Regions from separate parts of the Homo sapiens genome. Here all the other regions are linked to region 2. A link is a contact called in ENCODE Hi-C or POLR2A ChIA-PET data. All regions are on one chromosome and are shown on one strand. The core of a region is the stretch at or near the end of the contact, and the rest is flanking DNA. Distances in the headings are between cores, read along the strand shown. Region 1 holds the start of LDHA (lactate dehydrogenase A). Region 2 holds the start of ZBED5-AS1 (ZBED5 antisense RNA 1). Region 3 holds the start of NUCB2 (nucleobindin 2).

What was found. A loop is a pair of places that touch in the nucleus more often than their neighbours do. ChIA-PET counts read pairs that join two places held with the same protein, here RNA polymerase II (POLR2A). Pooled maps may share reads with other maps.
Region 1: a loop to region 2 is called in a map of CD4-positive, alpha-beta T cell, with 27 times the contacts of the local background. The contact joins the promoter of LDHA here to the promoter of ZBED5-AS1 in region 2. A Hi-C loop is called at or near these places in 2 of 168 maps with a recorded cell type or tissue (CD4-positive, alpha-beta T cell and naive thymus-derived CD4-positive, alpha-beta T cell) and 6 of 50 pooled maps.
Region 3: a map of naive thymus-derived CD4-positive, alpha-beta T cell shows a loop between it and region 2 (13-fold over the local background). The contact joins the promoter of NUCB2 here to the promoter of ZBED5-AS1 in region 2. A Hi-C loop is called at or near these places in 1 of 168 maps with a recorded cell type or tissue (naive thymus-derived CD4-positive, alpha-beta T cell) and 5 of 50 pooled maps. POLR2A ChIA-PET finds 5 or more read pairs at or near these places in 1 of 52 experiments (activated B cell).

What each region holds. Positions count from the first base shown.
Region 1 is chr11:18,392,738-18,395,995 of GRCh38, forward strand. It overlaps LDHA (lactate dehydrogenase A), which reads left to right and starts at 1,826. Exons shown (of 8, transcript NM_005566.4): 1 at 1,826-1,899. RefSeq lists enhancers at 1,121-1,785, 1,432-1,521, 1,786-2,451, 1,832-1,921, 3,186-3,258 and a silencer at 2,682-2,731.
Region 2 is chr11:10,856,351-10,859,559 of GRCh38, forward strand. It overlaps ZBED5-AS1 (ZBED5 antisense RNA 1), which reads left to right and starts at 1,867. Exons shown (of 3, transcript NR_034137.1): 1 at 1,867-2,016. It overlaps ZBED5 (zinc finger BED-type containing 5), which reads right to left and starts at 1,703. Exons shown (of 3, transcript NM_001143667.2): 1 at 1,512-1,703. RefSeq lists enhancers at 1,369-1,748, 1,902-2,539, 2,049-2,138, 2,540-3,175.
Region 3 is chr11:17,275,489-17,278,914 of GRCh38, forward strand. NUCB2 (nucleobindin 2) reads left to right here and starts at 1,251. Exons shown (of 14, transcript NM_005013.4): 1 at 1,251-1,340. RefSeq lists an enhancer at 805-894 and a silencer at 1,085-1,514.

The sequences.
Region 1 (3,258 bases), core at 576-3,075, 7.5 Mb after region 2:
TGAGGTGAGAGCCCCATTTCAGAACCTAGAGTGATCTTAGAATCTAGAGTGATGGGAAAACTGTTAGAACATGCAAGCATGCCCTGCTATTTTTTTTTTTTTTTTGAGACAGGGTCTCACTATGCTGCCCAGGCTAGTCTCGAACTCCTGGCCTCAAGCAGTCCTCCCACCTCAACCACATTGGTGCTGGGATTACAGGCATGAGTCACTGCACCTGGCCCCTTGTGCTATTTTGGAGCTGAGGTTAGAGTTTTCCGTCAAAACCAAGAAACTCAGTTATGGATCTATCTCAAAGCTGCACTGGGCTGCTGCTGTAGGTTCAGGGAGTAAGTAAAGCCATCCACCCCTTTGGGCTGAAAGTTCCAGCCCTCTAATTCCCTAATCATTTGGTCTTTCCCATGACTGGCTCCTTCCTGAGGCTATCTAAGACTCCTCATTCATTAACATTAAGTCAGGGAAAAAGGCTCTTTATAAATAACAAAAGACATTCCTATCAGAAAATTCAGGAAATTTTGGCATACTCAAGGGCTTACCAAATATATTTCATAATATACCCCACAGTGGGGAAGTATTGGTACAAATTAAAGAAGAGATGGAGGAGGGCGGGCTAGGCAATGGAATCAGCAAGAATACAGGCCCAGAGGTAAGTATGATAAGAAAACAAAAAATTGAGCTGGGCACGGTGGCTCACGCCTGTAATCCCAGCTCTTTGTGAGGCCGAGGCGGCCAGATCACTTGAGGCCAGGAGTTTGAGATCAGCCTGACCAACATGGTGAAACCCCGTCTCTACTAAAAATTACAAAAATTAGCCGGGCGTGGTGGCGCCTGGCTGTAATCCCATCTTCTCAGGAGGCTGAGGCAGGAGATTCGCTTGAACCCGGGAGGCGGAGGTTGCAGTGAGCCGAGATCAGCCCACTGCACTCCAGCCTGGGCGACAGAGCGACTCCGTTTCAAAAAAAAAAAAATTAATAATTAAAAAAAAAATCGCAGGGCAAGTGGGCGCGCTTGTAGTCCCAGTCACTTCGGGGAGCCGAGGTGGGAGGATCGCTTGAGCCAGAAGGTCGAGGCTGCAGGAAGCCATGATCACGCCACTGCCCTCCAGCCTGGGTGACAGAGTGAGACCCTGTCTCGAAAAATACCAAAAAACAAATAAACAAACAAAAAACCAAAACCAAAAAAACAAGCCACTGACAGTTCTTGGGTATGGTTGAGACTCGAGATGAGATGCCAGTGGGGTGGGCAGTAGAAAGTGCAGAATAAAATGTACATTTGAACTGAGTCACCCTGCAAGGCCTGAGAGGCCAAGGCTTCACTGTGAGTGGGAGCTGGTAGGCTTAGCAGCAGAGGGAAAAGCAGCGTCGAGTTTTGGAGGTCACTCGACTTAGGTAAGAACAGACTGACTGACTGCTAGGCATTTTCTTCCTTTCGTTCAACAAATATTTGTGGAGTGCCTATTACGTGCCAGAAGCTGTTCTGGACACTGAGAAACAGGGATGAAGAAGAAACAGATCCAAGCCTTCCTGAGAGTAACCTCCCCAGGTTTCATGGATGAGGAAACTGAAGGTCGTCCTGACTCAGGCTCATGGCTCCGACCCCGGCTTCTGTGGTTGGAGGGCAGCACCTTACTTAGACTCCCAGCGCACGTGGAGCAGTCTGCCGGTCGGTTGTCTGGCTGCGCGCGCCACCCGGGCCTCTCCAGTGCCCCGCCTGGCTCGGCATCCACCCCCAGCCCGACTCACACGTGGGTTCCCGCACGTCCGCCGGCCCCCCCCGCTGACGTCAGCATAGCTGTTCCACTTAAGGCCCCTCCCGCGCCCAGCTCAGAGTGCTGCAGCCGCTGCCGCCGATTCCGGATCTCATTGCCACGCGCCCCCGACGACCGCCCGACGTGCATTCCCGGTACGGTAGGGCCCTGCGCGCACGGCGCCAGAGGGATGGGCGGGTAGAGCCAACTGCCTCTGGTTCTGCTGGCCTCCGCTGCTCGCGAAGGGATTCCTGCTCCCGGGAGGTGTAGGAGCCGCTTTCCAGAAGCACAGCCCAGAGACGTCTGGGCGGCGGCCCACACAACGCATGTGTTCGGAGCTCGCCGCGCTCTGCTTTTGCTCTAAGCGGGAACCATGGCTTCTGGCCACGCTGGGGAACCGAGGAGGTGGCCGCACCCAAGCAGGGGTCGAAAGCCCGGGTGGATGCGGAACAAGGATATGATAGGCCTTAAGGGTGGGGGATACCTCTGGGCTCGAAATCGGCGGGCGGTGCAAAACTCGAGGTCCAGTTCTCGGAGCCCATAGAGCCAAAAAAGCCTCAGCTTGTCCGGGGCGGGTTCTTGAAAGACGGAAAGCGGCTGAGTACCACGCGGCTTGCATTTTTCTCTTGGGACGCTCGAGAGGTGGGCTCCGTGAGGGCAGCTGCTGCCTGCAGATTATAGGGAGCCCTTTGCGCATTTATTAAGAAGCTACTGGTGTATCTCGGGCTGCGCTAGGCACGGCGCATGCAAAGATGAAGCAGGCAGCATCCCAGCCCTTCCGCACCTCAGACGGTCAGTTGAGTAGGATCCGCCGGTACCAACTCCTCCTTTTAACAAATAGGGAGACCGAAAGCTAGGAGACAGTCAGGGATCTCTAAGTTCCCAGTGAGTAGGAGGCAGAGGTGAGGTGTAGAACTCGTTTTTGCATGTCTCTCGCCTCTAGACGCACCCTTCCCTCATCCCATGCCCTCCCACCTCCGCCCCTACATTAAAGGTAGCATTGGATCCCGGGGCCGTTCAGTGAAGCTAGCAGGTGTCCGCAGGAACTCCCTTCCCCCTGCCAGGCTAGAAACCTTACAAGGCTGTCTAGAAATAGCAGTGATTTGTAAGGAGAGACCCGGCTCCAGCTTGGTGACTCTGGGCTGACTGCCTGCCTAGAGGTCCTCTCGGATTTTTGCCCTTTGGAGTGGTGTCAAAACTAGACGTGATACTTTGGGGATGCAGCCTGTGATATTTCCTCCAGCGAATGCAGTGCAGGGTTGGATTAACAAGGTGGAAAGAATTCGAGGGTTCCACCAAGTAGCTATTAACTCTAGGGCTGCAGGCCTCAGGCCTTCTGCAGCTATTTCTACACTCCCTGTACTGAAACTATTTCTTCATACTGGGCCTGACAGGCCTTTGCAACAAGGATCACGGCCGAAGCCACACCGTGCGCCTCCCTCCCGGTTGGTTAACAGGCCCTGGTTTCTAGTATTGCGATTTAAAGTCTGGCGCTGGCTGCGCGCCAGACCTGG
Region 2 (3,209 bases), core at 617-3,116:
AAAATGATTCTTTACTGCAATGCAGATCTTGGACTGAAAGAGAAGACGCCTAGCATAGTAAAAATTCTAACATTTTCATCCTGTTCAATATCTTGGCAATTTAGATGCTTTGAGATGTTCCCCCACCTACTGACTTCATAGAAACATGTTAAAACAACACCACCACCACACTTTCTAGAACTTGAAACTAAGCCTAATTTTTAAAAGTACAACCTCATCAATGTCTCTAAAACTAGGTCTTGAATCTAAAATGGAATTATACATAGAACTATTACATGAAGCAGTTCTTTCACTACAATCATTTTTAGCCCCCCAGTGACCAATCTCCTCAGGTAAACAATGTCTAATGACTGATGATTGTTTACTGTATGCCAATTACTGCTAAATCCCTCATATAGATTATCTCATCTATGAAGACACAAGGATTATTAATAACCCCACTTTAGAGATAAACAGACACAGGTTAACACATCTCGCTAACACCTCTTGTAAGTGAAAAACCAAGTTCAGAGCCCAAAAAGTTTGACTGCATAGCCCATGTGTCTAGCCATTACTTGGGTGTTCCTGAATACTTTTAATTCCCCAACTACTAAAAAATCTCGTTACTAGGAGTTGGGTTATGCAGCGAAACGGATGAACAATGGATTATAACTGCCAGAAAGTCGAGGGTCTCATACTAGCAACAGCATAAAGCCCTGCTTCTTATTGGGAGCAAAAAAGCAGATTCTCCTTCCACAGTCTCCTTTTGGATTTTGCAACGGAGAACTCTGTGGAGCTGCTGGTTCACGTAAAAGATCAGGATCCCTCTCGTTGCCAGAGGACACAGAAGAGTAGGAAGCTTTTGTTTTCAGAAAGAAGGTCCTCAACCCCACCTCTTCGAAGGTGTTTCCCCGAATTTCTCGAGGACAAAGAATCTGGACTCCTTTGAGAGTAAAGTTTCCTTTCCACTCCCTGAAGAGCGGGGAAAACTTCCGTCTTTAGTCTCCTTCCGGTTAAACTGACAAGTATCACAATCCTTTCTCCCCTATCTTCGGGCGGTTCCGGCTGGGAACAATACCCTCAGGGTCAGGAGGACAGGATCTGAGTGCAGGCCAGCCAAAAAGGTGGGAACAGATGCTCCTTCCAACACCTAAATGCTTTTTTAAACGGTCACCTGGATGTGCAGCCAGGGCCAACTATCCCTCAGCTCCTCCCTGTCACAGGTGCGCGCTGCCCACAGATTGCCACGACTGGGGGGCTCCCTACCAGTCGCAGCCCACCCTCGCCTCAGGTCTTCTCTCGCGTCCCCGGGCGGCCGCCTGCGCTAACGACCACATGAAAACGTCTCAGCACCCAACACCATCTCTCTATTTCATCTCCATCAGCGATGGAGAGAACGGATTTTGCCGCGGCTGGGCTGCACAGCAGCGCCGCGGTCCACAGCAGAGCCCGCGACCGCCATCTTAGGCAGTTCCAGGAAGCGGCCATTTCAGAGCGCACCGCTTAGCCGCGGCGGCGGCTCTGCTTCTCACCTTCACCGAGGCCTGAACAGGGTCAACAGCCAGTCGTCGTGGACTGGAGGGGGAGGGGAGAGAGGGAGGGGAATGAAAAACAAAACAGAGAGGAAAGAAGGATTCGGGGACAGGGTGATGCTCTCAGCTCAGGGATATCGCCTAGGCCATCTCCATAGAGATCCGATTCGCGGCTGGCGCGGTCGCCGGTCTGAAGATAAATTTAGCACTCTAGAGCACCCGAACCCTACAATCTTCACGAGCGACTCTGCCGCCGCCCAATCAGCGCCAGATTTGCGTCCCGCCACCAATCCGCGCTGAGCAGCGGGGCGGGACCAAAGGAAAGGACCAAGCTCGGTTGAGGCGCGGCCCAGCCGCAGCCGCAGTCACAGCCTCAGCCGCAGCGGCCGTGCTACCTAGGTGATAGCGGAGCGGCTGGGTAGGAAGCAATTGTTCTCAAACTTCACTAGCCCCGTCGGCGCGGACGCTTGTCGAGAATGCAGATTCCTGGGTACTGCCAGATACGGTTGGTGATCTTGTAGGGCTGGAGTGGAAGCCATGAATCTGCATTTTCATCATTTCTGGCCCTCTGCCCGGGCTGGGGTGATTCACGGGGATTCGTAGTGGCCCCAAAGGAGCACGCAGAACCTCGGCTGCTGTGCATTTATCACCTCTTTTGTTCCCGGAGGCCGCACCCCAGGTCCAGTTTACACAGCTGCCAACTCCTTTTCTTGGTTCCCACTGGAATCTAGGAAGAAAACTCGCCCTTTACTTCTCCGCCCCACACCCGACGACGGAGTGTCTAGAGGTCTGGTCGGCCTTGGCTGTGCGGAGGGCTAGGCCTGACGAGCGGGCGCTGATGCGGCGCAGACCCCGCCGGACCTCTTGGTCGGCCCGGGGTAGGCTGGGGAGCCGCGGGAACAGGACTGGATAGGGAAAGCGGCACCGCAGCGTCCACGGGCAAGCTGAAAGTCCGCTTGATGTCTTTGCATCACAGTGGCGCCCTCCCCGCAGGAACGCCCGGCCGCCTGCACCGAACGTTTGCCTGCAGGGAACGGCCAACCCGCCCTGAAATACTCTTTTTGTGGGCTGCAGCTTTCGGGTATTTTAAGCCATGGTTCTGTGCCCTTCCTTGTTTTCAAAAACACCACAGCCAAAGGCTGCGGGTTGTGTGCTTTCATTTTGTGTTAAGTTCTGTGGTGGAGACCTGGAGTCTGTTTTTCCAAATAGGCACCTTGAAATAGATACGCTTCTTAAGCGGGGAAAGTACGAGTAGGTCCTATTATTTGCAATGTTTTAGCCTTTCCAGACTCCGTACAAATGACTAAATGAAGATTGGATCGTATTTTCAGGCACTGCACCAATGATAGAAAATTCTCAACTTGGGGTCAAAAGCAAGGGCAGCTTTCGTTTTTCTTAAATATGCTTCTGATCAAATATCTAAAGTGTTGAAAGAAACCTAACCCTTAATAGCACAATTTACAGGAGTGCATAATTTCCTAGGACTGACATTTAGTTCCAAATGTTTTAAAGTCAATTACAACATCATCTCACCCTATAGTAAGCTGTCCATATATTCTCATTATTATTTTTAAATTATTTCTATTAAATCAGCTTCATTTGAACTTTAACCATAAATGCATAAATCGTTTTTGGGAAGGGGGTACAGTCGCGCTTGAAGAGCAAGGGATTTTGTCATTGCGGGAGTTGTCTGGCTTC
Region 3 (3,426 bases), core at 1-2,500, 6.4 Mb after region 2:
AGAGTCCAGTTGTGCAACAGAGGCAATCTGGCTGGTAGTACTTCCTGATAACAGAAGCTTTCATTGCTAACATACTATGTGGCAGATTCTGTACTGTGTGTTTTTGTTTGTTTGTTTTTTTGAGACAGGGTCTCACTCTGTGGCACAATGATCATGGTTCACTGCAGCCTCGGCCTTCTGAGCTCAAGTGATCCTCCCGCCTCTGCCTCCGCCTCCTGAGTAGCTGGGACTACAGATGTGCGACACAGCACCTGGCAAATTTTTAAGTATTTTCTTCAGACTGAAACATCATTGTGTTAAAGATAAAAAAGTAAAAAATATTCTTGTAGAGATAGGATCTCACTGTTGTCCAGATTGGTCTCAAATTTTTGAGCTCAAGCCATCCTCCTGCCTTGGCCTCCCAAAGTGCTGGCATTACAGGGTGAGTCACCATGCCTAGTCTGTACTGTTTTCCTGGCAATGTTATCTCATTCAATCTTCGTGAATAACCCTAAGGTAGATATGATACCAATTTTTCAGGTGAAAAAAACTAATCGGCAGGATGAAACTTCGTAAACAGCCTGTGGCTCCAAAAGCTTCTGGAAGGCTCAAGCTACCCATGTGCATCTTTGAGCCTCAGTTTCCCCATCTTTAAAATGAGGGGTTTGGAATAGATGTCTGTTCTCTGGGGCAGGATGCAGAGGAAAGAGCTGTCTGCGAATGGGCAAGAGAGAAGGTGGGTAAATACAGTTAAACCACAGTGACCGAGGGCCCAGCACAACGGGGGTGGGTGCGGTTACAAATGCCGTTAAGATTCCCGCCAAGGCGGAGGACGGGGGTGTCAGAGCCGAGCGAGGCCTGTGGGCGAGAATAGGCCTGACAGCCATTCTCCGACCTGCGTGGGCGCTGCAGGCGCAGGCCAGAGGCCAAGGGAGAGGCGATCCCTGGGGCTCTGCCCGGGTCTCAGGACGGCACCTCACCCGCCCGAGTCCTGCTCCACAGGATTCTCCGGGTAAGCTAGGGAAGGAAGAGGCGCGGCCTCCTGAGCCCGCATCTCAGAGCGCCACGTCCCTCCTGGCTCAGCCTCCCACCAGGCTCCACAGCTTCGGCCCTCCTCACCGCCCGCCTCCAGGCTCCCCGGCGCGGCCTTGTCCCTGCTCCCGCCAATCGGCGTCGTCAGCAATCGCGAACCGGACCAATCAGCGGCCGCAGAGTGTGGGAACTGTCGCCATGGCAGCCAGGAGGCGGGCGCGCGCGGCGGGAGGAGGGGCAGAGCGGAGCGGTGGGCCGGGGGCTGGAGGACAGGTTTGTGCGCTGGACGCAAGCACCAGGCGCAGCCTCGCTCGCCGAGACCCGGCCAGGTAAGGCCGGTGGCCGCGCGGTAGGTGCGGAGCAGCGCGGCGGGAGATTAGGGGTGGGGGAGTCCGGAGATAAGGCTCCGGTCTTCGCCTGCCTTGCCAGAGCAGAGAGGATGGTGGGGGCCGTGCTGTGGGCGGGGCACCGGCGGGGAGGGGGCTCCCAGCGCGAGCCGGAGGCGCTGGGTTCCCTCTGCTCCACTCGCAGCTGGGCACCCGAGCTTTCTTCGGGGTCGAGGAGGGTGGCTGGCTCTTGGCGGGGAGCAGGAGAGGGTAGGTGCCAAACCGAGACCCTGGCGGGGTCCCTTCGGGTTTGGGCAGGTCGATGGGCAAGGGGGTGCCCACTAGTGAGGAGGGACACCCACCAATTCCAGGCGATGCTCCCCTGTGCCGCTCAGCAAAGCTAGGCCCGGGGATCCTGCTCTTCTCCGGTCTGGTTAAGCCAGCAACCTCTGACACTTAGGAGAAAGTTAGTGTAAGTCGTGATATGCTTTTCACTTAAGTGACAAATTAGGTACGAGATGAACCCTTTTGGTTTTAGGAGATGAGAAACAGTATTTCCTTGTTGCACCTGCTAAGTGGCAACTCAGTGAGCAAATATGGTTATTGTGGTTGGTGTTTGCAACGGTCTTAGATGACAGTTATTTTACAGTATCAAATGGCTGGGAGAGGGAGGGAAAGAAGGAGAGAGAGAGAGAGAATATGAGGGAATGAGAATGAACGGGAACCATTATGATTTTTGAGAGACAGAACCTCTTGAAATTCTATGTCTGCTAAACTTCTAAATTGAATAATGTACATTTTATGCAATTGAATAAGCTAGTGCTACCATTTAAGCCTGCTACTAAGGCTCTGTTAAATCCGTGGACGAATATGAACACTAAAAGATATTACCTTGGTTTAAAAATAGGGGAGGTTAAATGCAAATATTTCTGATAGTGAATTTTGTTTGAGGGAGATTGTGGACTTTCCCTATGGGAAAGTTAAAGAATTGATGAGATAGATGCTTTAAGGAATGTTTTTGTTTTTTGAAACTTGAATAAGTTCAACAAATGTTGAACAAATATTTCAACAAATCTTCTTCAGCTAATAGGGTCAAAAATTAAAATTCTGGAAATTTAGAATTAGAAATGAAATCTCAAATAATGTCACTCTCCTAATTAGGATGAACATGGAAACTTCTATTTCTCATCGTGGTCTTCAAGCTTTCCATGATCTCATCTACCTTTGTAGTAGGGGGTCAAATTTTTTTTTTAACTAGACAATTTTAGAAACTTAAAGGAGGCAAAAATTTATTTCTGTCTCCGTGTGTTTACTCATGCTCTTCTCTATCCAAATTTTACCCATCTTTTTTTTTTTTTTTTTTTTTTTGAGATGGAGTCTCACTCTGTCACCCAGGCTGGAGTGCAATGGCCCGATCTCAGCTCACTGCAGCCTCCGCCTCCCGGGTTCAAGGGATTCTCCTACCTCAGCCCATCGAGTAGCTGGGATTACAGGGACCCACCACCACAGCCAGCTAATTTTTTGTATTTTTATTAGAGACGAAGTTTCACCATGTTGGCCAGGCTGGTCTCGAACTCCTGACCTCAGGTGATCCACTTGCCTTGGCCTCCCAAAGTGCTGAGATTACAGGTGTGAGCCACCGTGCCTGGACGACCCATGTTCTAAGAGTCGAATCTGTCTATGTTGTGTTTACCTTTCTTTGCTCTCCCAAGGTACATATTGTTCATATCACGTATTTTGTATATATTCTTTCAGCATGCTTTTTGCCAAGTTGGTTTGCGCTCTGTGAATAACAGTTGAGATAAAATGCACAATTAAGACAATTAAGGTACTTTTCAAGACACAACTAATTATGGGCACTAATATCAATAACATCAATTCAGATGTCTTTTTTGTTTTGGGATATGTTATTAATCTCTGAACACATACTAAACTAATTTTGCATTACTTAGAATAATATGTAAATTACTTTCCACTTTCTAAGGACCCTTTTGAAGGCTGGGTTCTACAAAATACCCTTTTGAGTACTGGGTAGCTGGCAGAAGCAAGTGCAGGATTTAAAAATGTATTGAAAATAATCCTTTAGGCC